2 separate regions of the Homo sapiens genome follow, and region 1 is linked to region 2. The links are chromatin contacts, found by Hi-C or POLR2A ChIA-PET in ENCODE. All regions are on one chromosome and are shown on one strand. Each heading gives the region's core, a stretch centred on a gene start or an enhancer-like site at or near the end of the contact. The rest is flanking DNA. Distances are from core to core; before and after follow the strand shown.

Evidence for each region. A loop is a pair of places that touch in the nucleus more often than their neighbours do. ChIA-PET counts read pairs that join two places held with the same protein, here RNA polymerase II (POLR2A). Pooled maps may share reads with other maps.
Region 1: a loop to region 2 is called in a pooled map, with 2.4 times the contacts of the local background. The contact joins two enhancer-like sites. A Hi-C loop is called at or near these places in 1 of 50 pooled maps. POLR2A ChIA-PET finds 5 or more read pairs at or near these places in 2 of 52 experiments (Caco-2 and H1).

The regions. Positions count from the first base shown.
Region 1 is chr6:13,259,585-13,262,951 of GRCh38, forward strand. The region is part of intron 10 of PHACTR1 (phosphatase and actin regulator 1); the gene reads left to right. Among named protein-coding and RNA genes, the nearest start is that of TBC1D7, 67 kb to the right of the region's middle. Within about 2 kb of position 1,972, at least 5 of the 41 ENCODE cell types and tissues checked have a DNase peak (open chromatin) inside an H3K27ac peak, as active enhancers do.
Region 2 is chr6:12,892,412-12,895,830 of GRCh38, forward strand. The region is part of intron 4 of PHACTR1 (phosphatase and actin regulator 1); the gene reads left to right. Among named protein-coding and RNA genes, the nearest start is that of PHACTR1, 180 kb to the left of the region's middle. Within about 2 kb of position 1,625, at least 2 of the 41 ENCODE cell types and tissues checked have a DNase peak (open chromatin) inside an H3K27ac peak, as active enhancers do.

The DNA.
Region 1 (3,367 bases), core at 722-3,221, 370 kb after region 2:
GGGACTTTCACATCTAATTCTCCTTTGATCCTCCTGACAGTCCTACACAGCAGGCGGGCTAGATGTCATTATGACCATTTGTCATATAGTGAAATTGGGCATGGAGGGGTAAGGAGATGTCATGTGCTCAAGGGACCTTCTGATGAGTGGTGCAGGCAGGCCAGGATGCGGGCCTCAGGGCCCCAGTTCATCTTCCCCCCTCTGTGCTCTCTCCTCTAGCCAGGCTAACTGTTCTTAGCTTAAGGGGAATGACAGAAATTTGAAAATCATTGATGGAAATGCCTGGGAAGAGCTGGGCGTGCGGATCAATAGTATTAAGAGTTGTTCTGCTCAGTTTGCAGAGAGAAAAGGGCATAGTACTGAGGAATAAAAGCAAAACTGCTGTTCAGCCCTCCCAGCAGCCCCTCTTCTGTGGCAGGAATGCCTTCCCATACGCCCAGCATTCTCATTCATCCCATGGGCACAACTCCAGGGGCGAGAGATTATTAATTTGTTTAACATAAAAAATCAAATGAGCCCCTATTATGTGCCAGCTGCTGTACTAAGTACTAAGAACACAGAGATAAATAAGATGTAATTGGTGGTTTTGGAGCATTCATCGTCCAACTGAGAAGATCTTCATGTACGCAGGTATCACCAATGTAATGGATAAGGCCATCGTCAAGATGGGGAACTCCATAGACAGAACTACTACCTCTGCCTGGTAGAATCAGAGGAGGCATCTCAGCTTCCCTAAACTGTGAATGTGCTACTGGGTTGTCCTACTGTGAATAAGGGAGTGAAGGTAAATGAGGCATTGTGGCCAGGCTGTGGTGTGGAGTGAATTCAAGCATTATTCTTAGCGCAATGTCAGGCGGTGGAAGGCTGGTAGCAGAGGAGTAAAACAACCAAGCTATGTCCTCCCCGCCTCCCAACTTCTCCTCTGCCCCTTCTTAGCACTAAAATACTAAGAATTTTGACCAGGACTGGCAGTTAAAGTATTCTCTTTGTTCCATCGCACAGAGATGAAAAAGCTGAGGCTTAGAGAGGAATGCCGTCTCATTCAAGATCTCACACTTGTTAAACAGCAGGCTGACCCAAGCTGGTGACTGGCATGCATCATACTGCCCAAAGCCACTCTGAAGGATAGGGCACCCCTGGGCTTTTATCACACCTGAGATCTGCTGAGTAGCAGGAATTAGGAAATATTAAGAGAGAAATATGAGACTATTAGTCAAAGGTATCATATAATAGAGAAAGGTTTAGTAAAATAAGGGCTCCAAAAGGCCACTGGATTAGACAATTGAATCATCGATGACCTTATCAAGAATTGATTCAGTAGAGCAAGGCTTCTCAACCTAAGCACTGTTGATGCTTTGGACTGAATGATCTTTGTGGTGGGGGCTGTCCCATGCATTGGAAGATGTTTAGCACCCTGGCCTCTATCTACCGGATGCCAACAGCACCCTCTCAATCGCAACAACCAAAAATAACTTCAGACATTACCAAATGCATCCTAGGAGGCAAAATCACCCATGCTGAGAACCAGCACAGTAAAGCTGTGTGAACAGAAGCCAGACTGGAGAGTTACTGAGACCTCGAGCCTGGACCACCCTTTCGAGAGGTCTGGCAGCCAAGAGCAGACAGGTGAGAGGGGTGAGCTGGAGGAAGAGGCTGGCGTAGGAGGACAGCTTTGTTCGTTTGTTGTTGTTTTAAAGAGTTTTATTTCTAATGGAGAATACAGTTGTTTGCCCTAAGGAAAGAACCAAGAAAGAGGTAAAGGTTAAAGGTAAGGAAAAGTCACCAAGTAGCATCCATTTAATTATTTCACAAACATTAAGCATCTCCAGTTACCAGACTCTGTGCTAGGCTCTGCAGATGTCATGGTGAACAAGTGAGAGGTTCCTTGTTCAAAAGATAAAAAAATATTGAAAAGTTTGAAATGGCAACAGAGCATTAAACCCCAAGCAGGAAGCCCTTCTGTGCAGGGGTGGAGTAGGAGGGTGTTCTGTGCACCTGCTCAGATTCTATGGACAGGAAGCTATCCCTGGTTGTCTAAGTGAGGCAGAGGTGGCCCTGGCCTCACAGAGTGTAAGCCTTGTTGTCTGGTGAATAGGACAGGCAATAAAAGAAAGTAAAACAAGCACTGGGGTATGGAACATGCAGGAATATTGTTGCACACTGTAGGACACCTAAACCAAGAGATTTGCAGACAGAGGAAGTGATACTGAAGCTTTAAGCTGTAACGTTAGGGATTATTGTCAGTTAGACAGACAAAGAGGAAGGAAAAGAATGGTAAGGCTATGAGGAAGGGCATGCAAATCTGGAAGGAACCAAGAAGAGATCATTCTGGGTGAAGGACAGAATGGGCAGATTCTTGACAGGCAGGTAGCCAGATCATGAAGAATCTTTCAGAACACTGAGTGTTTTGACTCTGTCCTGTGAGCACTGTAAAGGCATACTTACTTTTCAAGCACAGAGTGGTGTGATCAGATCGGTCCCTTAGAAAGATCATTCTGTATGGGCTGGAGGAGGACCAGAGTGGGATAGGCTGGCAGCAACTGGGAGAGATGCTGATGGACTGCTTCCCCAAGGTGGTGGTAGATGGAATCAGAGATGGTTTGGATATAGGACTCTTGGTGGTTGATTGGCCATCAAGAGTGAAGTTCAGACAGGATGATTCCCAGTTTCATGGCCTGGGCATCTCACTAGGACTCCATACAAGACCACTTGGAGAGGAAGATGTATGGGGGAAGAAGATGAGTTAATTCATTTGGGACCCTTTAAGTCTGATGGCCCATAGGAGTACAAGACAGCAGTTAGAAAGGTGGCCAGGAACTCAAAAATATGACTGGAGGTTTAGATTTTGGAATCATCAGCATATTGATGCTATTGGAAGTCATGAGTGTTGATGAGATCATCCAAGGAGCATGTGTGGCATCTGAACTGGTGGGATCTGGGTTAAATAGTTACTAAATGAGCATCTATTATGCTCTCTATGCTCTCTTAGGAACTGGGGATGTAGTAATAACCAAGGCCAGACAGAAATGCCCCAATCCTCATGGAACTCATAGGTTCTCAGGAGGAAGTTTCCAAAGGATGTAGAGGGGATAGAATTCAGTGCTTCTCCCTTTCCCCTGATCCCACCAAGCCCATCTACACTTCTGGATACCTGTTAGAAAACCCCATCTCCTCCTACTTTTGGAGAGAGGATCTTATTTTCTGTCATTCTCTGTGAGGACTTTTGCATTTCCTCTTTCCATCTGTCTGAAAATGCAGTTACCTTTCTCTGGTGCTGAGTTGCAGAAAACCCAAGTTAATTCTGTTTTTCCTTTGTCCTGAAATGCAGATACAGTTTCAGAGATCCAGACTTTAAAATCAAGGCCCT
Region 2 (3,419 bases), core at 375-2,874:
TAATACAGAGCTGCATCTGGGTCTGTCAGAGGGAAGTGATGAAACATACGCTCCCATATGGATTTATAGCTAGTTAGAGTTTTTGCAGACTCAACTGCAAAATCTTCAAGCGAAGGACCGAGTTTGGTTGTTGACATAATAATATGGTCTTATCTAAATGTTTTGTTTTCTTTGACTATAACTTGAGTTAATGGTCAAGCAGAGCAAAAACATTGGCAGTTACTGATTCAGACACATTTATAGACATCTTTTTCCCCCCATGGAAAAAAAGGAACAGAACAGTGCAACTGAAGTTCATTCTTCCATTTATTCAGAGATGTGAAGACATGTAAGACATTGTCATAGCTCATGCTCCAGGAACACACAATGTGGAGTAAAGGAGGATGGCAGACATGGAAACTATTATCTCTGATTAAGCAGCATAAGTTCCACAAGAGATATCATCATTGATAGGGAGAATAGACTTCATCAGAGTGCTCTTTGGCATTGGGGCAGTGGGGCTCTGAGGAACACCTTTACTTGGACCAGACCTTGAAGTAATGGTGGGATTTCCAGGACAAAGAGGAAGATAGAGACCTCCAGAGAAGGAAGAGAGAGAGAGAAAGCACACAGTCTTGGCAATATAGTGTCCAGGCAACACTCGAAAGTAAAGTGGCTGAAGGTGAGATTGGAAAGAAAGGAAAATCATTTTATTTGAACCCCTACTATGTGCTGGGCCATGTGAGACACTTTACAAACATGACTCTCTGATTCTTCCTGTAAGCCATATCTTACAGGCATGAAAACCAGGGCTCCAAGAGGTCAAAAGGGTCACATAGACAGATGCGTACAAAGCTGAAGCCAAACACAGCTGTGCAGCTCCAGGGCGTATGCACTTCACATCAGGCACACAAATGCGAGGGAGGCTGGGGCACAGAAATCCAAAAAAGAAAGTTAACAAGAGCAAGATTTTTATATTTATATCTTCTAATAAGCCTTCATCCATCAACAATTTTTTTAAATGCTGCTTTAAGGTTCACTTGCTTTCATTCATAAACTGGAAAGCGAATCCCTGGACAGGTTTTAGATATATGCAAGATGACCCTGTGAATCCTTCATTATTACATACTTTATGATTTTTTTACAACTTGTATTTTGGGGGGGTCCTTCTTCCTCCTCCCTTGGACCTGCTGTACCCCTAGCCTCTGAAGCCTGCAGACTGATCACACTATTATTATCTTTCAACCATTCTGTCAGCCCCTCTTTTCCAGCCCTCAGACTGACCAAAGGCAAGAAAAACTATATATATATACAGTATGGTTTCCTTTTCTCTTCTTCCAGCATGACTGCAGATGCTACTTCTCCCTCAGGGACAAGCAGCTCTCCACACAGGCAGTTCACGCAAGTCTAAAGCCTTTTGCTAAGTCAAGTGTCACATGGGCTTCCATATTTAGCAAAGCAGCCCTGTTGCTGCAGGGAGAGAAGATTCTGGAACCCCTCTATGTAACTGATGTCAGCTGCACTCTCTGCTGAGCAGGGGCAAAGGAGACAAGACACCTTAGGCTGATGATTACATGTCTGTCAGTGAGCTCACGTTAATGGCAATTTGCAAGGGAACACATCACCCACTGGCTGACTGTGGGATTTTTATTGGTCTCTTTACTTTTTAAGCGTTCTCGCCATCTTGTGGCTACTTTCAATATTGCAGTTGAATGATTGGGCACAGGTTCAACCACCTTGCAAATCATTAACTCATCTATTCAAGTACTTTTTGAGACTCTAATATCTCAAGTACTTACACAGAAAAGCAAGTGGACAAAAGCAAATAATAAGAAAAAAGCCTAGGAGAATTAATGTAATTATTTTTCACTACACTTTAAACCTCAGTAGCCAGGCTTGTCGCTGCCAGAGGCCATCAAAACTTTTCATTTGGGCGGGGCACAGTGGCTGACGCCTATAATCTCAGCACTTTGGGAGTCAAAGGCAGGCAGATCACTTGAGGTCAGGAGTTCGAGACCAGCCTGGCCAACATGGCAATACCCCATCTCTACTAAAAACACAAAAATTAGCCGGGTGTGGTGGCACACGCCTATAATCCCACCTACTTGGGAGGCTGAGGCATGAGAATCGTTTGAACTGGCAAGGCGGATGTAGCAGTGAGCCGAGGTCACGCCACTGCACTCCAGCCTGGGTGACAGAGCAAGACTCCTTCTGAAAAAAGAAACAAAAAAACTTCTCATTGACTTTTCTGCCCAGCCATGCTGTCACCCCTAACCACATAGTAGAGTTAGACAGGTCCTGCTACATGTTAAGTCACTTAACATGTTTCTGTTAGAGCTATAAGACATCTGAGAAATGGAATCGAATGTCTATTTTATAGACCTAGAATTACATGAGGAATAAAAGCCCAGCATAGAAAAAAATATCCAAAAAAGCAAAAATTAAAATCATTTTAATTTCATCACACAGATCTTGATTAATATTTTAATGTAGATCCTTCCATATTTTTATGCTTATATGTAATAAAATAATATGCATGCTATTTTTAAACCTTCTCTTTAAAACATGTGAATATCTCTTTCTTGTTCACTACTATATCCCTAGAGCCTAGAACACTGTTTGGCACACCAGGGTTTCTCTGTAAATACTTGTTAAATGAATGAATGAATGTAAATAAACAAACCTGCAGAATTGCTTTTAATATCTGTATAATATTCTACTCTTAGGATATTGTGTATATATTTAACTAATCTACTCTTGTCTGATATTGTGACTCTTTCTTTTTTCTTTTTTTTTTTTTTTTTTTTTGAGACGAAGTTTCCCTCTTGTTGCCCAGGCTGGAGTGCAATGGCATGATCTCGGCAAACTGCAGCCTCTGCCTCCCAGGTTCCAGCGATTCTCCTGCCTCAGCTTCCCAAGTAGCTGGGATTACAGGTGCCTGCCACCACACCTGGCTAATTTTTTGTATTTTTAGTAGAGATGGGGTTTTGCCATGTTGGCCAGGCTGGTCTCGAACTCCTGACCTCAGGTGATCTACCTGCCTCAGCCTCCCAAAGTGCTGGGATTACAGGCATGAGCCACCATGCCCAGCTGATTCTTTCTATTTTTACTGTTAACAAAACTATAATAAGCAAAGGTAGTGGAATTTGATGAGTTTTACTAGATAGTAACATGGTAAAGGGGTCCCTCAGTCAACCTTGTGATTATGAGACCAGGTGCAGCAATGGTGGTAACTGCTTTCTAAACAAAATACAAGCTCTGCTACGGAGGATTGCATACTCCACACCTTTTATCCAACAAAATGAAACCAAAGTGACATCATCTTCATCAGAACTCTACGTATTGATTCTCGAGCCTAGCTGCAAATTAGCATTGCCTGCGGGAATTTCAGAACTAGGGATGCCCCCAGAGATTCTGCCTTCATTGGTCTGGGTAGGTCT